Linked DNA regions of Mus musculus: regions 1 and 2 are each linked to region 3. A link is a loop called in an ENCODE intact Hi-C map of the cell type or tissue named here. Cell type or tissue: heart. All regions are shown on one strand. Region 1 has its middle 98 kb from the start of Gm31550. Region 2 overlaps Khdrbs3 (KH domain containing, RNA binding, signal transduction associated 3). Region 3 has its middle 33 kb from the start of 4930504C09Rik.

Evidence for each region. Peaks named below come from ENCODE experiments on the same cell type or tissue, not always from the same donor. Only the 100,000 strongest peaks of a DNase experiment are listed, where the experiment ranks them.
Region 1: a loop joins it to region 3, with 2.0 times the contacts of the local background. A loop is called at or near these places in 3 of 42 quality-filtered maps.
Region 2: it touches region 3 in a loop (2.9-fold over the local background); 3 of 42 quality-filtered maps call a loop at or near these places.

What each region holds. Positions count from the first base shown.
Region 1 is chr15:69,111,922-69,119,921 of GRCm38, forward strand. No RefSeq gene overlaps it. Among named protein-coding and RNA genes, the nearest start is that of Gm31550, 98 kb to the left of the region's middle. In heart, no CTCF peak of the experiment used is centred here; no DNase peak of the experiment used is centred here.
Region 2 is chr15:69,038,131-69,046,130 of GRCm38, forward strand. All of the region lies in intron 6 of Khdrbs3 (KH domain containing, RNA binding, signal transduction associated 3), which reads left to right. Among named protein-coding and RNA genes, the nearest start is that of Gm31550, 25 kb to the left of the region's middle. In heart, no CTCF peak of the experiment used is centred here; no DNase peak of the experiment used is centred here.
Region 3 is chr15:69,299,948-69,307,947 of GRCm38, forward strand. No RefSeq gene overlaps it. Among named protein-coding and RNA genes, the nearest start is that of 4930504C09Rik, 33 kb to the left of the region's middle. In heart, no CTCF peak of the experiment used is centred here; a DNase peak (open chromatin) is centred at 3,354; H3K27ac peaks cover 403 bases.

The DNA of each region.
Region 1 (8,000 bases), 190 kb before region 3:
TGCCTTGATGCCCCTGCATCTGCTGTGAGCTGGAAAGCCTAGGTGCACTCTGCAATCTGTCACTCCTAATTTTCTGACCTGGATTTGCAGATAGATTTTTTTAAAAGGCTGTTTAAGAGGAACCTCAGCAGGAGATAAATGGTAGGGAGAAGTCAGGACAATTTATTTTTCATTTTCCTAAACTACCAACAACATTTTACATTGGAGGGGAAGAAAGCATGCTGTCTCATCGCCTCTCCAGAGAAATGTATTGTTCTTATTTGGTGCGTAAATGAATTCATAGAAGTTGGTGGACTTTTATAGTTTTAACTGACTGAATTCTGTCTTTGGTATTCACCTTCTCCTCCCCCCACACACCTCCACTAAAGGATTGAGGGTGGGTTCTGACGATGCATATTATAGCACAGAAGGATAGAAGGGAAAGACGCGAAAGTGGAGAAAAGGTTACTGAGGTTGAAGAAATGATATATAGCCAGGTAAGACTGATGGCCACATACCTGAACCAGGCCCTTGAGCATTCTAGCATTCAAGGTGAAAAGGATGAAATGAATAAAGCTTACTGTCCACAAGAAACATTCCTCAGAGTGTGTGGAGGATCACAGGGCAACAGCCTGTGGGAAGTGTTTTCAGGGTGGTGGGGAGTAAGGAATGGGGTAGGAAGGAAGGGAAACAATCTTAAAGGAGGCAAGACCTGGGAGTTAGTGTAGAGTAGGGAAGAAGAAAAAGCCTTGCAAGCAGAGAGCAGGAAGAAGTGTGCCTGGTGGAGAGTAGATGTGTGTGGTACCAGGGCAGTGCTCACACTGTGGACCAAGGTAAGTCCAGGATGGGTCAGACCCCTTGCCATGCTTCAGACCTAGAATGTGTCCTGTGGTCAATGAGGGTCCTCAGGAGTGTAGGCCAGAACATCAACAGCTCCAGCCATCATTTATAATGCTGCAGGGCTCTAGCAACCATGCTGGAAGAGCACACCTTGCAGCTTGCTATAGCCTCAGCCATATGGTCAACGGAAGGATGCTTATGATGACATAACAATGACAGTGCATGCCAGTGAAGCTGTGGTTCTCCTACACTCGGGTAGCATTCCTGGACCCCCCGGGCCCACAGCCCTACTAAGAGGCACAGGGAAGGTGGGTAGCCATGCCAGTAGTCATGAAGTAGGCATCTACCCCTACCTCCTAGCAGCTGTGGATCAAAACGGGATCTGACCAAATTCCAGAGCAAGTGTTCTTTTGCCCTCAAGACATTCTTGGAACAAACCACTTGGCCTTAGTGCCCTATGCCCCTCAGGAGAAGGAGAACAGGTCTAGACACTGTAATTGATGTTCAGCTTCCAGACCAAGTCCAACTCAAGATGAGCCCTATTGTCTCAGAAGCCATGTCACTCTTGGAGACCTCTGAACCCTCATCTGTAGAATGAGCTGCAAAAGAATGAGTTCAGAGTCATGTAAGGGCCGCACGGGAGAGCTGGGGGAAAATTCTTAGAGCAGGGCTGGTGAATTTGTTACTATTTCCTTGGCTGCTTAGTTACCAGGAGAGTTGGAAGGTCAGGTCATCAGACTGAATGAGAACTTTCATTTTAATAAGTTACATTATTGACTAAGAGAGATGCTAGAGCTCTATCCATTACTTCCGTTTCCCTTTCTTGGCCTATCCCAGCAAAGCCAGCTTCCCACGTGTCCTTGGAAGGCTGACATTTTGGTTTACTTCTTGAGCCATGCTTAGCAACCACTCTTGGCTATAAGGAAGACTCTTTTACAGGGGTGGATAACCTTCAGGAAGTAGTCCTTTGCTCGAAAGAAAGAAAAAAATGGATACTTTTTGAACACCAACAATCACTACACAGGAAGATGCTACATTGATCTCTACAGCATTGATGTTCAAGCTTAGTTCTTACCTTGGACATGGAGAACTGCAGTTTTTGCATCAGATCCCTGACCATCCAGAAGCTAAGAAGAAATGCAAGATTGCTCAGTTTGGGAGGAGCACCCAACCTTTCTTGTTATTACATGTGCTCAGCCCTTTTCTAAGGAATCTTACCAATGTGATTGGGTTCACTCAGGGGGGAACCAGGGCTCTAGAACTCGCTCTGGATATACTCCCTCTCCAAGCCCTGAGAGACCCCAGGCTGCAAGCAGGACCCACTCTGACCTGATAGCATCCCCTATAATGCATCAACAAAGGGCTTCAAATGACAGCCTCCACTCCCCCTACTCTCTCATACTGACCATCTCCCTGACTGTCAGTATTGTCTTTATAGTTCCCCCTAACTGGACAGAAGGCAGCCTCAGTGGTAACCTGCCCAGGGAAACCCATAGAAGACAAAGTAAAACCTAATAAAGCCGGGTCTCCTTCCCAGTGTCATTTTTTCAGGTTCTACCTGAGTGCATACTCTCACTGGTCAATGGCTTCTCTTGGCTTTGATCATGCCTGTGGAATGAACAGGTTTGAATAGCACAGACTTAGAGACCCAGGAATTTCTACCACCTCTAATCTTTCTATCAACACCCCATTAGGAGGGCCAATAACAAAGAACACCTCACACCTTTAAGACAGTCTCATTAATAATCCAGACCCCCCTTCCATCTCATGTGGGTACTGAGGTATATCTACAACAGCGCATCCCAGAGCCTGGTGAGGCAGCTTCCTACATAGAGGTGAACAAGGGCATAAAAGGGGCCAGACAACAGTCAGGGCACTTGCCTTGAGTGACAGACACAAAGAAGGAATGAAAATTTGCTTTGGAAAAGATGCTTGTATCTTCCTTATTTATTTATATGTTTATTCATTTATCATTTATATTCTGTCTACCTCTTAGAAAGGATTTGAGAAGTCTTACAATATTAAAACCCATATAACAGAAACCAAAAAAAAAAAAAACCTACAAAATAAAGATCATTTTAAAGAGAGGAAAAAAAACCCTGTGTACACAGCCCTTAGGCTGAAGTTGGTTCTGCCTCTGTGCTATTAATCTAGTTGCAAGCTACCTAGAGGTAACATGGGGAGGAGTGGATAGTGCCAGTCAGGACTGGAAGGAATAACTCTGGGTCCTGCCCCTATAACTGCCTATCAGCTCTCTGCCTGAGCTTGCCTCCAGAGGCTACTGAATCACTAAAGAGGCTGCTCTGTAGCAGGCATGAACTGCTTAGCCCAGTGGTCCTCAACTGCCACGGTGGGCTGTGGGGACACAAGCCCCAGGGGACATGTGACTGCTAATGGTTTACAGACTGGAGTTTGTAGATTGGTCTGTCTTGTTAAGATAATTGAGAACAGCCTCCAGAGCATCTCTGCAGCGGCAACCAGCACACAGTGGCAGACAGACCTCTCTAAGAGGAGGCAGGGTTGGATTTGGCCTAGGGGCCTCTAAGCTTGAGGAGGGGAGGAGAGGAGCAAACAGCTTTGGGGGTCAGCAGAGGCTCCTCATCCCAGGTTGGACTCAAGAGAGCTGTGGAAAAGGCGTTTCTGATGAAAAGTCATTGAGAATGGTTGCCTCTGGTGTGTCTTTTAGGCAGAGGAGGAGAAAGAAGTGGAGGCTTTGTAAGGCTGCTTCAGCACCAGGTGCTTGGCATTCTTTCACCATCTGACCTTGGGGTGAGCAGGGACCAGTATAAGTTGAGGTGCTGGGAGGGGAGATGTCACTAAAACCTTATTGAAGTGCCCTGGAGATAGACCTTCGCATCCTCACTCCTGATTCAGGTCCCAGCCCAGCATACAGCTAGAGTGTTTCATGTAGGCACTAAAACACAGCCAGTTGTGCAGGGTGCTCCCAGGCACATCCTGTGTTCTGTCTATAAGGACTCTATTCAGCAGGACTGGGATCAGGCCAGCCATTTATAGCCAAATAGTTAACATGACGGCCAGTCTAGCTGTGCTGGTGACCCTTCATGTTGACTCTTTGGTGTGTTCGTCCAGGGAGCAGGAAAACAGCTAGTGACAGGGATCTTGTTCTCTCTCCTGCTGTCCGGCCCACTGGCCAGCCCCTGATGCTCATAGTCTCTCATCTCACTGATTCTGCTCATGGCTACTCAAAAACAGGTTCAATGAAATTAATGTTTTCTGTTCTGTAGACCCCAGAGGTTGCTTGGCCAGAGAACACTGACTTTTGGCTAAGACTGGGACAAATGTCTGATGTTTGATCATTCATTGACTCCTAGGGATGAATATGTCTTTGCCGGCAGTACAACCTACAGTCGTCTTTTGCCAACAAGGAAACATGCTTGGTGAGTTTAAGGACCCTGCCAACATTTCATAGCAGGGATAAGCATCTCACTGTAGGCAGTCAGTGAGTTCCTAGCTCCGACGATATTATCTGTATTAATGCAGCTTCACCTGTTCAGGCAATCCTGCTCCTTTTGTGTGACAGTCGTTCTGTAGCCCTCAATAGGTGGTTTCCATCTCAAGGAGGCCTGAGTCTCAAAAGAGTCACATCAGGGATAACCATTGTGTGTGTCTGATGCCTAGCACACATAGCCAAAGATAAAACAATATGCATAGAACATTAACACTGACAACTAACTCTACTGTGAGGGTAATGTGAAGCCACAAAGAGTGGATTCCTGTCCTTACTGAATGGAGCAGCCACAGAAGTGAGAACTCCCTCTTCACCTCTACGTACTATAAACCTTTGGTGGACACTCAAGTTTGGAGTCAGGCAAACTGAGAGGTGGCAGGATGCTGGGAGGAACACATCAAGCACAGCTTTGGGAAAAGTCACAGGTAGGTGTGGACCATCCAGGTATTTATGATGATTTGGGTTTAAGTGGCCCCAAAGGCAATGTGCTGAAGACTGAGTCACTACTGACAAGCAGTACTCTTTGGCAATCACTGACAGAATGCTCTTGGAAAACATCTTGAGTCACTGGCTCCATCTCTCCCTCATCTCTACATTCCACCTGCTAGAGGATGCTCTACCCTGAGCTCCATGCAGTAGGTTCTCTAACTCAACATAGATCTGACCAACATGGCCAAAAAAACCAGAGACTGAAGCCTCTGAGACCATGAACCCAAACCTACCTCTCCTCCTTTAGGGTGACAACTTGACCACTTTGTCACCAGAATGAAACACATAATAGTCACCTTTGGCAGCAAATGCATCCCCAAATTCACCCATATCAGTATCACTTGAGTTTGTCCTAACAGGGGTATCCCTGGGTACACTCCAGGGCTTCAGAGTTGGCGAGCCTGGTGGAGCTGATATTGCTGGGCCAGAGTCAGAGAGAGTCTTTGTTGAAGGGTGTATCAGGGCACTCAACAGGGTATACTTCTGTGCCTTCTAAGGATGTACGTCTGAAGAGGGGAGGATAGAGGGACTGACAGATAGAGAGGGAGACTGTGAACATGAAGTGTGATTGTTAAGCTCCCCCTCCTCCAAGCCACAGTGTCCTGAACAATGACTCTGGAGTCAAGTATGCCTTCCTCTCACACAATCACGATGAAACTGGATCCTGACATTTCAAAATCGCTTAGAGAGTGAGAAAAGAGAAAAGAAACATGAGAATCTGCCCAGGGCAGGAAAATTCCCACTGGTTTTCCTATAAATAAAGGCTGCATGCTCTCATAGAGAGCTGGACTTTAGAACAGCAGTGCAGTTGCTGGGTGTGGTGGCACACACCTTCAATCCCAGCACTCGGGAGGCAGAGGCAGGTGGATTTCTGAGTTCGAGGCCAGCCTTGTCTACAAAGTGAGTTCTGAGACAGCCAGGGCTATACAGAGAAACCCTGTCTCAAAAAACAAAACAAAACAAAACAAAACAAAACAAAACAAAACAAAACAAAAGAACAGCAGTGCAGCAGTCGAGGTAGGGAAACTTCTCAGGAGTCATGGAGGACAGAGACACTTGGCACTGACATGCACTCATGAGCATTGTCCTGATGAAGTTGACTTGCAACATGGAGAAAGAGAAGTCCTATAAGGCCCAAAGACTCAGGAGCCCCTCCACAGTATCTCACTGATGCTTTGTATGAAGTTGGGTATGGGTTCATTTATGATTTCCATTGCACAAGTGGACAGGACGTGAAATTTGGGGCTTGAATTGTAACTGAGCCTGAGGTGTACTTACACCATAAGCATCTGTGGTACTGCTAACATGGTGAAATAGTGGCAATAGTAATTCTTTTGCCAGAAGTACATGTTTGAAAATTAGAAGTTTTTCTAACTGCTGAACTTCAACCCTAAGCCACCCATGACTGATGATTCAGTTATCCGCTTAGGTGTACCTATGATGGTGGGGCTGGGGAAGGTCACTTCACAGTTTTTGAGCTTGTCTTTTCATGAATCACATGTGACTAATTCTGTTTAGTTGCAAGATTGATGGGAGAACTGAATGTCACAGCTCACATGAATACATCTAACACTGCCTTGGTAACTAAATGGAGAGAAAAGGCAGACACAATGGAGAGGTACATGTGTGGAAAGCCTGTGCTGGCCTTATTATGTTGTGTATTGTCTTTTTTTTTTCATAGTTAAAGCACTGACTATAAGCCAGGCACTGCCCTAAGAGCTTTGAATTTTTTCATCTGATCCTGATTGGGCTATGTGTCAAGCATAACTCATCCTTTTTTGTACAAGGAAGATGCTGGGATCTCTGTTTCACATTCACATCCCATCTTCCTGCTTCCACATATCCCTGTCACCCCACAGTTCCACCCTTCCTGGTTGATTATGCACTGGAAGGCTGCATGAAGCATTCTTTACCAGGGTCACAGCTCACTGTATGTTCAGTGCCCAGGAAAGGATGTGGATGGTGTTACCAGCAGGCAACCATGCCTCCTCACCTAGTTCTATCTGCAGCCACTTTTCCAGTCCCAGTTTATGAAGACGCATGGGCTTCATTAGTCTGAGCCCACACTCTAATTCATCATCATCCACACACCTTTCAGAAAACCCCATGTGATCTGAGAAGAGTGGACATGGTGTCAGGCAGCGCTGTTCTGATTAGAAACAACAAGCGAGACTTAGAATCGATCCGGGCATTGGAGTCTGACTCCTTGCAGAAGTTTCTCAGGCAGTGACTCCGAGGGCGGGATGACCAGGTTGTAATGATGATGGATGATCCACAGCCCTTGACTCTGAGCTTGAGGGCGGGGAGTTGGATCAAGGTCTAGAGATCTAGTGAGATGCTGCCTGAATCTCTCTTCTCCAACCCTACCTGGTGTCCCCATAAAGGATCCCTCAAAGAGTGGAAGGGGCAGCTTTAACTCTGGGTGACAAGGATAAGCTGGAGGGCTTGCACTGATAGATGACAGTCACCTGTCTATCTGCAGCTGGATGTGTGGTGGTCCGACATAGATGGTTATGGGCTAGCTCATCAGCAAGGACTCCTGTTTAAGAGAAGTTTAAGCTTTGACAAAGCAGCCGATGAGGCCCAGATGAGGGTGGGGGAACAGGTTCCCTCCATTGTCTACACAGACTAACATTAGTACTCCTCTTAGGTGAGTGCACCCTTCCCTCTCCAGAAACATAAGACATATGATGACCCTTCCAACTCTCACCTGCTTTAACTGTTGAAACAGCTCTACCCTTAACTAGTTATCTGGTTGAGGCCACTGAAACGCATATCAATTATATCTCAACAGTGACAACTGACAGGACTCAAGCCCAGGCACCCATCCAGAAACTCAATCTCTCCAATTCCTGGAATCTCCGGGGCATAGTGCTATATGATATCTGCAGATGGAGCAGGTCCTCTTCTGTGACTCCAGTTACTCCATGATTGTAACAAGAATCCTTCCTCTGTCTACTTGTCTCTTTAGACTATGACCTCCTTTGAGGAAGAAATCATATCTGGGGCTCTTTCCAAGCATTTAGGTCAACTACTCTCTAAGACTGAAATCTGCTGGTATTAATTGTAGGGTGGGGGACGTAATTGCTCACCATTTCTTATTAGACTGTATAGGTATGGCTGTCCATAAGACTGATGGGCACATGGATATAAGGATAGACAGACGAATAGAACAATATTTATTTGGGAATTGTCACCTAAGTACAAAGGCTAATAAGACTCC
Region 2 (8,000 bases), 260 kb before region 3:
CGGGTAGGGAACTAGTACCCCTAGGATGGGGTAGCCTAGGTTAGCTGGGAGAGATTTCTCTGGAGACTCCTATACCCAGAGAAGGCTGTGGTCCACAGACTAGGAATTTGATGGCAGGTATGTCACTGATAAAGTTTGTTGTCCTCTTTATCCTCATAGAGATGTTTTATGCTGTATAGTTTATTTGGGGATAAATAGAGTGTGAGGTGCATGACAAGATGTGGGTCCTAAAAGACACTTCAGAGCTATTACACTCGAATTTGAATATTTAAACAAAACAAACAACAACAAATAAAACTGTTGGGTAACAGTTTAAAATGCAACTATATCACCAACTGGTGATGGCTGGTGAAGGGCTCAGGGGCAGATATAGTAGTAAACTAGGCCACCCAGCTAGCTGGGCTCATCTAGTTCTGCCTCAGTTCCATCTACAAATTGGGAATGGTAGCATTTATTACCTAGGGATGCTATCATATGAAAAATACTCGGGGTTCTATCTGTCACCCAAGTACGGCTGCTGTTGACTCGGGCTCTGTCTCCTTTACCAGCAGAGCCTCATCTTTCAGGATGGAAGACCACCAGAACAGTTCGTACCAGCCAGGGATAAGCAGGGAAAAGGGGTGGTTTCAGGTCTTGGCTGGATTTGGAGTAGTAGACATGTCCTGCACTGCTGTGGGAATGCAAATCTGTACACGTGTGCTTTGGAAAAAGTTTGTACACTGCTTACAGCACCATCCTCCCCTGCTGCCAGGACCCGTGGTGCAGCTGAAGCAACTCCCAACAGAGAGACACAAGGGAGTACAGATGGAGGCTCAGTGGGAAACCCATAGGCACAAACAAGCTGAAGACTGCTGTGACCCAGGTGGAGGAGATAAACAAGCAGCAGCCAGATCACGCACAGCAGTGTTTCAAAGCAAGGGGAGGAAGCAGTCATTGCCATGTACAGCAATGGGGTTGGGTCCCACAAGTCATCGCACTGAATGAAAAAAACATGGCCCCAGATCGTAGCTATTCTGACTCTTACCTGCATAAAACTCAAGTAATTAAAACCCTCAGCTTGTGTTGGAAATCATGATGGTGGAGAAGATAGTAATTGCAAAATGACGTAGGGTTAGTTCTCAGAACAGTTGGTGTCCCATGTCTCGATCTGGGTGTTCATTCCTCCTGGTGTGTGACCAGCTGAGCCCCCTCAGTGACAGTCTCTAAGCTGAGTACTTAGGGCTTTCATTTTATGACTCACTTTGCTCTTGAGTAAAACACTCAAACATTTGATCAACTTGCAAATGAAGAGAGTTTAACTGTTGGGCCCAGTACTGCCTTTTGAAGCAGAGCAGCTCATTGTCCCTTCAGCTGGGACTGAGTGATCTAAAGGGTTCTCAGTGAGCTCTGAAAACTGAGCAAGGAAAATTCGTACGGAACTTAAAGCTGAATGCTTTCAGGTCCACCTCTGCATTGGTGGGCCCGCAGCGCCTTCCTATTTCCATAGAGCTGGCATCTCTGGGCCTGCCTCTTTTGGCCAGTCATCACTCAGACAGAGAACACGTGAAAGCATAAGTAGGTCCATGACATCCATCCGTGCCAACCATGTATTCATTCAGAGTGTAGCCTTGGATGCTTGCTTGCATAGTGGCAGAAAAGACCTGATATAAGTACTGGGTATTAGTAAAAATCTGCTCCCCTGCTGGGTTGAAGAAGAAGATGGAGAAAAACCAGCAAACAAAGGAGGGTATTTAAATACATAAAAACTCAAAAAGGAAAAGAGGAAGAAAGATACTAGTTCACCAGATAGACAAAGCGAGAGTCTGAACACTTAACTCATACTCTTGACTGGTTATTTCTTGTGGCATCCTTTCTCAGCCCTTCATCCTCTAAATCAGAAATTGTCTCAAGGGTGGTCCCTGACTGCTATCAGTCCAGATGCACGGGAGCAAAGTTGATTTTATGTCTACTTGGTGCCTTAGGAGATCTATCTGCTCGTACTCTGCAACCCTGTTTGAGCAGCCGTGAGCTAGTGGTAAGTCCTAAGGAAGGTAGCAGAGAGGCTGATGGGACCTTGGGACAAATCAGAGCTTGGGACAATGGAAGGTCCAACAGACCTGGGTGCAGCAGCTGGTAAATCCTTTGGGTTTTGAATTAGAGTCCAGAATGTAGTTCCCCCACAGGAACTAAGAGAGTTGCCTTCTTTGATGCAAGAATCTCAGGTGTGCGATGACAGGGGGTTTTTTGTTGGATTCTGTTTGGCAAGTTTTCCAGCAGTGCTGGACATATCAGTCACATTCAGGATCAGTAGAGAAACTTTTACACATACGTGCAACAGCGCTGAAGAGGCTGAGGCAGAGGAGCACAAGCCTGAGGCCAGCCTGAGCTAAGTAGTGAGATCCTCTTTCATGCACACTCTGAGAAGCTCCCCCATCTTTCCTGCCATCGTGGCATTTCTAGTTTAACAGTTAATTGTTTCCCCAGTTACAGTTATGCCTGCCCTTTGCTTGTAAGATTTCTAATTTAACTGTGTCACTGTTTATTGATTTTTATGTTGTGAGTACCTAGAAAATCCAACCAGTGTCCTTCTATTTTCGTTAGGCGCAAAGTCAGAAGAAGACATTCTGTAGTGGCTGGCAGGCATATCTCTAAAGACCATATCAGAATCTGTGCACACATTCAGTTCTTAATTCACACCGTGGAAATGCAGACAGGCAAGGCTTTAAGACTTTCACAGAAGTCGTGCTTGGATAGCTTTGATCTTTTTTCTGACTCAGTGGTTGTAGAGTTGAAAGGGTTAAGTCTTTAAATGAAGCAGTCATCTTTATTAGGAAAGTACTGGCCAAACACATTCACCTGCTTTTTTTTTTTTTTTTTTTTTTTTTTTTTTTTTTTTTTTGATTAATCTTACACAACCATTGGAAGTAGTAACCACTGCGTTTTGATTCCCACTTTGCAATTTGCCAAGTTGAGGTTCTGAGGGGTTAGTGACATCTCCACAGCTATGCAACCCACCCAGTGCCGCAAGTGGATTCAGAATGTGGCTGTCACATCCGCAGAGCCTGATGGGAGCAGCCTTGAATCCCCGCTTATTAGTGCAAGGTCAACAGGTGCCCATGACATCCCAGAGCTAAAACGTCAGGTTTGATGCAGATGATGTGGGAGGAAGGCCAAACCACTTTGCTCCTCTGTTCACTATCACTAAAGATACTTTTGAAGCCACATTGCCCAGGATATTATTTCCCAGGTTCCGGCTACAATTAAATTGTGAAGTCTTTATTATTTGCTTTATAAACTCAACATAATCATTGTAAACCTTAAATTTGCTGAAGCTTTTCGCACTGCATCTGTGTGGAAACTTCTCACCTTTTGAAATGGCCAGTTGTCACCCTAGTCGAAGTGAAAGTATCCATAATATAATTATCTCCCTTTAAAAGGATGCCACACCAAAGCAATATTTTTAATCACACTTATAAATTTTCTCAATTTAAAATGCTTGTCCCAGGTTTAAAGACTATGCTTGATTTTACTTGTGACAAAAATAAAACTGGGTAGGCCATGCTGTTTCTTGTGTCCTGGAAGATGGCTTCAGAGCAAGTATTCTTGTTACTTGGACCTGTGCCAGGTTGGGTGTGGTCCAGGGAGGTTTTCCACGTGTGTCAGAACACACGCTCATTCTGTAGCCTGTTGTCCACTCGGGTCCATTGTCCCGGTGCTGTTTCTAAGCAGAAAATCTTAGATGTGCGCTTGATGAAGAAGAAGCAAGCTTTGTAGTGAGTGTGCACGGACAGCTCCCTGTATGCCTTTAAACAGGTTTTGATGACGTCATTCTGGCATTCGGAAATAGAATCGAGTTCTAAAGGTCATCATCCGCAGAGCACAGAAGTCTGATACTGAGCATTCACCAAAAACGGTGTCAATGCAGTCTGAGTATCAGGGTTTTCAGCATTGTAATCTGCACCGTGCCTGCTTTCTTCTGTAGTGCTGCCTGCCTGGGTTCGCGTTCACCACAAGGAAGTATTTATTGTCTTTTCTGCTACTTGGTCATCAATAGCAGTGGCTCAGCAGGTGTTGTCATGTTGCCATGTTGCCTGCATGTGCTCCCCGCCCCCACTCGCTTTGCATGCACTCAGTTATCACCTCTGTCTCACAGAAGAGGCTCTCTCTCATGATCTCTCTTTTAGTCCAGTGCTCGGCATACACACATTATAAAGACACTTATATACACAGACGTGCATAATTTTAAACCTGTAAGAGAAAACAAACAGTATTTATCTTCCTGAATCTGGTTGATTAGCCTAGCATAATGACTAACTGGGAGAAGAAAGAAAACCCACTGGGTGATGTAAGGGAGGGCAGTGGGATACCAATAAGAACAAAGTATAATGATATGTGCACATGAGGTGGGTTGGGGGATGGGAGGGAAGGGGAGGACCAGAGAGGAGAGGGGAGGGGAGGGGCTGATCCTAACTCACAGGAACTTTGTAGACTAGAGGCAAGAAAGGAGTCAGAAAAATAATTACAGTTGCCAAATATATGTGAGTTATCACATATGATATCAAATATGATAACAAATATGATAGTCCAAAATGATAATTCAGTTTTCAAGCTAGCATCTGTCATCCAAGTAGGCAGCAGAGGAAAGAACATGTAGACAGACTAGCGATGAGAAGCAGACTCCTTCCTGGGCCCACTCAGGTGCCGATTTGATTTGTGTCTTTAGGAGCCAGGAACCACAGTGCAAGTTAGGAAACAGAAAGTCTAGATTTGCATTTTAGCTAGGTATGTATGGAACAGTGTTTAGATGAAGACACTAAAGAGCTAAATGCAAAGTCCATGCTTTGTCCCTTTGAAAGATTCTAAATGATACGAGAGAGACTAAAGGTTCTAATGAACTGTGTAGGGTAGACCTCAGGTTTCATATTGCAGTGCCGAGGAGTGGGGTGTGTAAGATAGGTTAAGGATATAAGAACATTTACTGGATGGTTGGAAAACCAGCAAGACAGCAAGGCCGGGGCACTTAACATGGATGTGCCAGGTAGTTGAGGGCATGCCTTTGTATGCCTCCAGATAACATGCAGGGGCTCCTTAGATACTTCAAGAGCAATTCAGTAATTGACTTGGCATGTGTTTCTGCCATACAGTTAAGTCATTTCTGGTCATCTGAGGAATGGCTAGAACTGGGAAGAAGCTGAAAATAATCACGGCACTAGGTGAGAGGAATCAAGGTGGTTTGTCCTGCTTTTACCCAGTGTTCTGCTCAGGAGAACAGTGAGCATTACTGCGTCCTCATTGTGTGTGTCTGTGCCTGATCTGAAGGGATCTTTTAAGACATTGTGAGTTCATAATGTAAGTGAAACACAAGGTGAGCCATCCACCAGGAGTAGTTACAGAAATGTGCTCATTAGGTCAAATGCTGCCATTGTACGGGCACAATGGACTGTTTCATGTGGTTGAAATGTTGTAACAGAATTGAAGCCACCCACTTGAACTTCAGCCTAGAAAGCTGACTAGGCCAAGAGGCAGCAAGGGCAGAGAGATGGTACAGGCACCTGGTGAACTGGCTAGGTTTCTACACTGGAGGCACGGAAGTGAGGCAGAGAAGTAGATGCCTACCTAGCATGTCATAAAAGAGAATCGTCTCTAAGAGGAAATGCAGAAGTGTGAGAAATAACACAAAGATCTCTAGTGTAAAGAAGTCTCTGGTGCATCAGAGTAGTGCTGGTAAAGTGTAGTGAGCTCCTGTAAGTCCTACAACAGTGAGTACCTTAGATATGGGACTCAGCCAAGCTCTCCACATCTTTTCTGTGCTGTTTCATTACTCCACTCAATTGCATGTTAAATTATAGCACATAAAGTACTCACTGCTGTTTGTACCTGAAAAAGAATGTATTCGTATAAAAGTATATAGGAAATAAGGGAAACATGACCAACCAGTGGCTTTGTGCATTGGAAGATAAAATTTTAAAAAGAAAGTGGGAAAGAGAAGACAAGTGGATAGCTAAGTTGAAATATCATTAAATTGTCAGACAAAGCATACAAAGGCTGGCATGCTGGCCCAGGCCTATCGTCCCAGCACTTGGGAGGTAGAGCCAGGAGTTCAAGGTCACCCTCTACTTCACGTTAAGTTTCAGGCCAGCCTGGGCCACTTGAGATAGTCTCACAAAAAGAAATAGGGGGAAAACAGTGTTTGCAGACCTCATACGGTCCACCATTCCTCAGCTACTCTTGTTCACTTGCCTGCCCAGCGTTCTCTGGTTAATGCTCACTCAGCCTTGTCCTCAGTCTGAGACTCTTCTTATCCCCAGCATTCTGGGAAAATCAATAGAAGAGCGTGAGTCAGTCAGCTCTTCCTTATTCTGTCATGTTTGTCTTTAGGTGTCCCATATTTCCATATGCTGTCCATTGAGCAGATATCATTGCTATGGTTGGAAGAAGTACAAAATATACACCTCGTAGCCAAGTCCAATAATGAAATCATGAAAGAGAGCCACAGATTCATATTGTGAAATAGAAAACGTCTATGTTAGTAATTCAGTGAACTACCAATTGCGTCCTTAAACAGTATTGCAATAACCTGGCAGAATAATTGAGCAAGGATTGAATGGCACAGCTATAGACATAAAAGAGTGCACTGCATAACATTAGCTAAAATTTTAAATTTTAGTCACTTACAATCTTAAATATATGTCAGAACTCTTTGCTTGAACTACACATTATTTCCAGACTTCTAACATGTTAGTACAGAAGCTGTAACCTGTGTAGTTTCCAAGTTAAAACCATCCCCACAATGACCTCTGTGCACCACTTGGCTTTGTAGGTCATCCTTTCCTTTCTGCAGTATTGCCAGACAGGGATTTCTGCAGCACAAGGTAATGATGTCACTCAAAACCCAGATATGCAATCCTTAAGTGGCTCTTGATACATCATCATCATCATCATCATCGTCGTCATCATCATCACCATCGTCATCCCTTTGACTCATGTCCATTCCAGCCCTTAGCCTCCCTGGATGCAAGGGTCTGTTTCTGTTCCTACATTGCTTTACACCTTGTGTCCATTCTGAATAATATTTAGTGACCTTTCTTTGCAAAGGAAAAGCTCGCTTTTTTATATATTACATTGAACTTCCTTTTCCTTTCTTCGCTGGTCTGGTCTGTCTTCCCTCAGTGCCTGTCTTTGACATGGTGAATTATAAGGGTTGTTTTCTTTGCTTCTCTGTTCTCTCTTTCCCACTCCATTGCGTGCGAGCACACACGTTACACATTGGAAGATCTCCACCCATGGTGCGAGCACAGTGCCAGCAACACCTTGTTAGGAGCTACAGGAAGACTTTCAACAATGATTAGATATGGTCCTGTTATTAGTTATTGCCAACTTTTAGCTTAGTCCTTGGTCAGAGTTCATGTCACTGTTTTGCTATGTCTCTGATAATGAATATCACCTCATAATTTATTTTTACAGTGGCCAGTGTGTATTGGCCATTGGAAGATCCTAGCGAAGTTAGTCGTTTGTTGTTAACTCTGAAGAACATTGTGGCTGGCTTGCTTGTTTGTGTTACACTTTTATTTCTTTTATATGACTTTTCCCGTTTTGTATTCATTTCTTACTTTGTGACAAAATATTCAACTGTATATGGCAGTCATGTATAATTTACATAAACCTTAGTTCTGCAGGTTGGTAGTATTCATTTATGTTGATATGTTTTATAAAATTGAAACAATTTGAAACATTCTATTTAGATCATTGTTTTTTTCTAAATCAAATAAAGTGAGTCTGTACATACTTTTTAAAAGTAAATCCATAATGGCCAAGTTAAGGTAGTTAGCATTTTGATATCCTTAAATAAAACTGTGCCTGCAAAGGTGGTTTTTTTTTTTCCTTAAGGTTTATTTATTTCATATAGGTGAGTACACTGTCACTGTCTTCAGACACACCAGAAGAGGGCATCAGATCCCCATTACAGATGGTTGTGAGCCACCATGTGGTTGCTCGGAATTGAACTCAGGACCTCTGGAAGA
Region 3 (8,000 bases):
ACAGCCAGGGTTGTCCAGCCAGAGAAACTCTGTCTCAAAAAATAAACCAAAAAAAGGTACCTGTTATATAGGAACACAGATGGTTAGTGGATATTAGGAATGTGTGAATGTAATTATTACATTGTCTACATGTATAAAAATTTTAAGAAATATTAGAGATTTGATTAAAATACTTCTTTCTGTTCTAGCATATTTGTCTACAAAATAGAAATGCTGGTATTGACTTAATGGGGATACTGGAAATTTAAATGGAATTAACTTTGCATTACCATCTTATTTCCTTTATTTAAAAAAAAAAGGCTAAGTGAAGATTTTTATTAGTCAGTTTTTAGTGAGTATGGCAAACACCTGATTTTAAAGGATAAGAGGTTTGTTTGGGCTCATGGTTGTACTATGGGCCTGTCCTGTGCTGAGAGGAAAGTTCATTTCTATCATAGACATCAGGCTACATAGTCAATAGTATGAGCAAATATCAACTCAATTTTCTGCATGAAATTAGCTGTGTCTGAGAAAATTCATCTAAGCACCTGGATTACCCAATAGGGACAATAAGAATCAGTGGTGCGCAGAGAGGCAGGTGTGGCTCATGAATAGGTGATGTGTTCCATCATTGTCTTTACCTTGGTGATAAATTTCTGGGTACCATGGGAACATTTCCAAGTCAAGCATATTACTCTGTCACTGCATGAATAGTGCTTGGTAAAGCACAGTCCAGTGTATGTCATCAGAGAGAAGCACTCAGAAAAGAGCAGGATTTTGCTCCCCAGAGATGGGTGCAGGAGTTAGGTGGGTGCAGGAAGGGAAGGTGAAGAGATAATTATGGAAAGGCAGAGAGAGATTTTGTCTTCTGAGAAGCAAGTGAAGTGCAGGCATTTAAAATGATAGGGATACATGCTTACCCAACAGAAACAGCGAGTCTAGAAACCAGAATATCCGTCAAAATGGTCACTCACTCAAAACTGTTTTAGAGGAAGTAACCATTCAACCATCACATTAAATCACAGATCTGCTCTAAGGATACTCTAGACCAGTGGTTCTCAACCTGTAGGTTGAGACCCCCTTTGGCAGGTCAAATGACATTTTCATAAGAGTTACATATCAGATATCCTGAGTATCAAATATTTACATTAGGATTCATAAAAGTAGCAAAATTACTTCTCTGAAGTAGCAATGAAATAATTTTATGGCTGGGGCTACCACAATGTGAAGAACTGATCAAAGGTTGCAGGTTATGAAGGCGGAGAATCACCTCTTTAGACTGAGAAAGTGAAGCTCTGAACAGTGTATTTAGCTTTTAGAAAATCAGAAACGCTGTGGAAAGAGCACTTACTTTGTTTGGCAAAGAAGTGACATTGAAAATCTGGTTCTCTTTCTTACTTGCTGACAGTTTAGGAGAAATTATTTAACTTCTCTGAGCCCAAGTACCTTTGACTATTGTAGAGAGATAATCATACTAGCCGTAAGGAGCTGTTGTCAGAAATAAATTGAACCACAGTATAAAAGACCTGAGAAATTACAGATGATCAATAAAATATGTCTTTTGTTACTAAGCCACCATGGTCATGTCCTCTAATGCTTATACTTGCATAGTTTCTGTCTTTCTAAAAATGCTGAGCCTTGATCCATGTTGCTGGGCCTGATATCTGCCAATGAAATCAGTTCATGTTTCCCTCTTTGCCTTTCCCTTTTTACAGAGTTGTGTTTCTGAATTTCTAAGTCAGAGCTTCCAGATATCCCCATGCCTGGTTCTCATGTGACACTTGGACACATGAAACCTAGACATTAGATGGTCTATTTATTTATGCTGGCTCTCAACGGGCCATTTCCCACTTTAATTGTAACAACCGATGATAGTTGTTTTGGCCTTTCCAACTGAATGAGAGTGTATTCTTGTAGGAGAATATTGGTTCTTATTTCCTTTTCTGTCTCAGTGGACAGATATAATTCCAATCCATATCTGACTTCTTTCACAGCTCAGGAAAATGGATCAGCAGAGACTATATACTCAGAAGTTCTCCATCCAAAGCTAGACATTTCAATTGCCATTAAATTAATCACTGTTCATCTGCTAAAATTGTAGCAAAGGTTAAATATGATGGAAATAATGACATTCTACTTCAGTTGGAGAGTTGATTACATGTCAGACATTATCACAAATATAGCATAAGTAAAATAAAATCCTAGAAACTTGGAAGTAGATATTATACCAGTTTACAGATGTGAGTGGGATAGAGTAAGGGCAGAGAAGAAGAAAGGGACCCGTGAAAGGATTATGCAAAGGAGTAAAATGAAAATATCCAGAGGAGACACGTGGCTTTTAAGCAGGACAATAAAATATATTTAAGCTTTGTCTAAATACCAGATGTCAAATTTTGGCAGTCTTGGGCAATCAGGGTAATTTGAGTATTTTATCTCCTTCTAGTGTTCAATCTAAGTTTCCAAAATTGAAATATGGTTAGCTAATGATTGGAGGTGGCCTAGTATTAGAGTTATTTCGAAATACAGATAGTCTCATTCATTCAGCTAATATTTACTGAATGGCTTGTATAGATCAGATATAAAACAAGTTTTGAGGATGTATAGGACAGCCAGGAGGTGTTGAGCTATGATGGTTTCATTGTTATCTTTGAGGGAAGAGTGGTGACTGGAAACATAAAGACCCATGGAGCAAGAGGTGCTTGGAACTGTAGAAGACTCCAGTTTCAGAACTGTACTTTAGTGGCAGGTCCACAAATGACCCATTTTGTTTAGTGGCTCTCATAATCCATGCGAATTGGTCTAGATCTGCAGGTCTGTTTCTTCTTTACAATCACTACTGATACTTATGATACTTATGATACTTATCCTGACTTCCCTCTGTAAAACAAAGATTATTATTTTGACTTAGTTCACAAAGAACACTGCAAACACTGTCAATGTCTTTTATAGAATATATAGTGGTACAAGCCCATTCTGGTATTAAGGTTCTGGGTGAGGACCTTAATAGCCTATTAAATAAACTTAGTTCTAGTATGTAGCAGCTACCAGGAGCTTTTGAGTGGTTATTTCTACTTGCACACTATTGGCAAGAATTGGGCTGTGGAGACAGACACATTTGGAGCAAGTGGACAGTTTCCCAGGAGTCAGGAAGAAGATATTGGTCTTGGGAAATTGGGATCTGAGTCCTTAGTTTCAGAGTTTCAGCTGCATTTCAAAGTCACCTACTTTGCCTTCATAGTTGATAACGAGTTTTGATAAAAATGCTGCAGCCCCTGCTGATAACATAGTGTCCAATATGACACAATATCAGAACAAAGTGTGAGGAGAACAATGGTACTCGTTCACCTGCCAAGAGTCAGGCACACTTGGCTAAACCCCCTAACACCTCTGTGCAGTGGAATTTGTGTGCTCCAGGTTCCAAGTGATAACGAGAAGGAGAGAGCCTTGGATTTATTTTTGGCATAAGGTCACTCAGTAATTCACAAAGTATGATTGGAGCCACAGCCAGACTTTGGTAGCACAAAACGCCCTTCTTTGTAACTCCTAGGTTCCCAGGCAGCACAGTCGCCATTGCTAAATCTTTTTATGATGCGATACTCTGCATTTTCTGATCAAAAATGCCCACTGGGGATATACACTTGGAGGCAATTTAGCCAAATATCCTTTTTAGCAAATGATTTATTTACGGCTGCTAGGACAGCATTTTCTCCTAATCTTTCTCTGGCCCTCTGTGATGCTTCCTGTCTTTCTTGCTCATTTCTCGCCAGGGATCCTCTTATCTTGGCTGATTTGGGGCCGGTACATCTCCCCACAGTAAATCTGAAGCTAATAGGAACCCAGAAGAAAAGCGAAGCTTAAGGCGATGCAGAAGCACAACTGTCTCCTCTTGTGATAAATAAGTTATTTTTCCCTTAAATTCCTAAGTGGAATGCCCCTAATGACCTCTTCCCCTCCCACAAGCCACTTTTAAAAATATATGCTCATCCTTCTGCCTGCCAAGGATAGCTGAAAAAAACTTTGACTATTTTGGGACTAGGGAAATAATTTTGATAAAAATCAGCATGCTCTTGCTCCTTGCCTAGAGCACTTTGTACAGTTGGCTCTTGTGTCAGTAGGTTCTGCATATATGGATTCAAGTAACTGTGGACTTAAAACATTCAAGGAAGTATAGCAACTGGCTAAGCATGGGGACACATATTTGTAGTTCCAGTACTCTAGATGCTGACTGAGGCAGGAGAATTATGAATTTCAGGCTAGCTTTAGCTATATAACCATACTGTCTCAAAAAGTATTAAGCAGTTACTAAACACATGCAATGTTTTTCTTGTTATCATTTCCTGAACAATGCAGTGTAATATTTAAATGAACATTTATACCTTAGCATGTACTATCAGTAATTTAGAGATGACTTAGAGTATAGGATGAGGTAGGTAGGTTTCATACAAGCCCTGTGACTTAGAGTTTGCAAATAAAAGACTTTGTTACAGGTTTTTGCATATGCATATGTGTGTGAGTGATCTGTGTGTTTGTATGTGTATGCTTATTTGTGTGTGAACATACTTGTGTGTATGTGCACATGCATGTAGAGACCAGAGGCTGATCTTGGATGTCTTATTTGATTTTTCTCCGTGTTATATAATGAGGTAGTTCTCACAGAACCCAGAGCTGCCCAAGTTATCTATTCTAATTGGACAGCTTGCTTTAGGAATCTCCTGTTTTTGCCTCCTGAGCACTGAGATTATAGGTGGGCCACCATATCCATCCAACATTGATATGGATTCATTCATTTATTTATCTATTTAAGGTGTGTGCAACTGAGTGTATGCATGCATACTAAATTCATGTAAGAACCCAAGGATCATAAGAGGGCATCGAATCCTCTGGAATTGGAGTTATGGGTAGTTGCAAGTCACCTTGTAGGTGATGGAACTGAACCAAAAGCAAAATCAGCAAGAACTCCTAACTGCTAGTCATCTCTTGAGCCACAATATAGACGTTTTATTATAGGCTTGACCTAAGGAGAGAGGGGGTGGTGAGGGAGGGCTAGGTTATGGAGAGGGGTTAGGGGTTGGGGGCCAGGGTTAGGGATTAGGGGTTAGGGGACTGGGAGAAAGAGAGAGGGAGGGATGGAGAAAGAAGATGGATAGGGATAGCACACAGTCAAGGCTGGGTAGAAGCTTTTTAAGAGTGAGTCACTATCCTTTTACTTAAGAGATTTATGTGACTAGATGTTGGTTTCCATGTGGTGATCCAAGCACAAATTCCATGTACACGCTGAAAGATGACCATTTGATTATCTGAGAAGTTTCACTACAGAAAAAGGAGGACATATTAAAGGTTCATGGGAAAGGAAGACTCAAAGTGGCTTGTATTCTAGCCTGCGTATCATATTTTTATGCATTTAAGGATTGTGCAGTAGCTACTCAATAGATGATGGAATCAAAGTTCACAAAATGCCATGAAGGGTCTCGTTTTCATCATACTGCCTCCCAAGCTTATAAGGGATGGTAGAAGCTGCAGAGTTGAACGAATAAAACATGAGCATTCCACCTTAAGCAGTGACATCTTCTCCTCATGTCTCTATGGCTGACTCCTTCACATCACTGATATCTTCACTCAACTATCACATTTTCAAGGAGGTAATCTTTGCCTCCTCCATTAAAACTGTCCCTTTAACACTCCTTTATTTGGAGAGGAGGAGTGCTGATAAGCAGTTTATTTCTCTAGCTCCTTCATTGGGGACCCTGTGCTCTGTCCAATGACTGTGATGCATCCACTTTTGTATTTGTCAGGCATTGGTATCCAAGGAGCTGAAGGGGTTTGCATCCCCATAGGAGGAACAACAATATGAACTAACTGGTATCCCCTGAACTCCCTGGGACTAAAGCACCAGTCAAAGAAAACACATGGTGGGACTCATGGTTCTATCTGCATATGTAGCAGAAGATGGTCTAGTCAGTCATCAATGGGAGGAGAGGCCCTTGGTCCTGTGAAGGCTCTATGCCCAAGTATAGGGGAATGCCAGGGCCAGAAAGCAGGAGTGGGTGGGTTGGTGAACAGAGGGATGGGGGAGGGTACAGAGGTTTTTGGAGGGGAAACCAGGAAAGGGGATAACATTTGAAATGTAAATAAAGAAAATATCTAATAAAAAAGCAGTTTATTTCATATGCTAATGGTGGTATAACCATCCACTGAGTTCTCTCTGCAGTTATTTTATTCTAGACATACTTATATCTGTCCCATATTTTTGACATTATCTTATTTTGCTCATCTCCTGGATGATGCCATTTTTCTTTAAATATTCCATAGGAGTTGACTTTGTTTCTTAGAATTCCATTATTTGTAAGCCTTGGTGGGTTAAATATATTGTTTCTATACAACATATTTATGTTATATAAACTCTCTCTTGCTACTATTTGTTTCACTTTGTTGTCATTTGCTGATGTTCATGCTGAAATTATTATTTAATTATCATTCATCAATCTACAAAGCTCATATTAGGGAAGCTTTCTCCAAAATACAGATATAGCTGCTACCATCTAGAATATGACCATTTGAGACCATTGAATACCCCTGAGAAGTCCTACCTCAATACTGGAATCTATCACTTTACCCTTCTACTTTAAGAAGATATGTAGATGTTTTGTAGATAATGCACACTGATATTCCTGGGAGTGCTGGTTTCATCTGTGTGCTTAGTCAGCAAATGCTCCAGCAAGAGACTGTCTCCGCATTTACATGCTTTGTCACAGGAAAGGATGTCACATGCTGCAAGGTCTCAATTTCCATCTGATATTCCAACTATGCCTCCTAAGAGTCAAGACTGTGCCTTTGATAATTAACATATTAGTTGTACATCAAACAAAAGAGATGAAGAAGGATGCATTTTAACCAGTCTTAAAGTGAATATGGAACCAACCAGAAGAATGTCAATGGAAGGGACATGTGTCAGGTGTACCTTAATGGGAGGAAGCATGCAAACTGGACTACTTCTTCGTTGATATGACTTTTTCCTTTAGTAAAACACTAGATTCACGTTAATATCCAAAAACTCACATCCTTGTAGGAAATATATGCAGAAGGCAGTTTGAATGTATAAAATATATTGCTAGTAGTCCCATTGGATAAAGACTGATTTGATTAGTTTTGGCTGTGATTTGACAAAAATCAATAGTGTAGAAATGCCTACCTATGGTAAGATGGGCAACATTTTGTTTCTATGAATAATTGCTCAGCTGCAGGCAAATTGTAGGAGTGACTAAAACTAAACCTCAAGAATTTACTCAAATTACAGCCTGCTTGAGGTCTTCAGAAGTTTGTGGCAATTATTTGTTTCAATGGTTTTACTGCTTGAATTGGCAAGTGAATTTGACCCAATGCATTTGATAGACCTCTGAATGCATATCTGCACATAGTCCTTACACCCCAAGAAAACATGACTATTTAGGGAAGGTGGCATTCAGATGCTTATGCTTGAGAGCAAGCTGTCGTTCATGAAAAAGCAAGGCATAGGACTGAGGAGCAGGCAGAGCATATTTAAACCCCAGCCTGAACTATGCTCTATAGACTATAGCACACAGAATTTTAGTTTCACTATTGTAGAATATGAGTAGAGACTTCTCCCTAGCTATGAGGTGGCCCAGATAGATAATACACAGCAAAGTGCTTTAGAAGAGTTTGTGCTGGACAGAGGAACCATATACAGAATGAATGCAAATATAGCAACATTCAGGATATACCAGATGGTTTTTTGGGGATTTTTAGTTAAGAGAAAAACAGGAGAGAACAATTTTGACTTTAAATTCCACAATAACTTAGCAGTGAGCCGAAGCAAAAGATGTTTATCCATATTTTGTTCTCTACAAATTAGGTTCAACATGCAAAAAAAATAAAATAAAAAAATAAAGATCGTTTTCTACTCTGTTACTTTCTGGAAGTATATTGGGAGTTTATTCTAAGAACCCTCAGGCTCATGAAAAATTGAGGTTCTTTGCATATTGGACTTCAGAGATTTCTTCTAT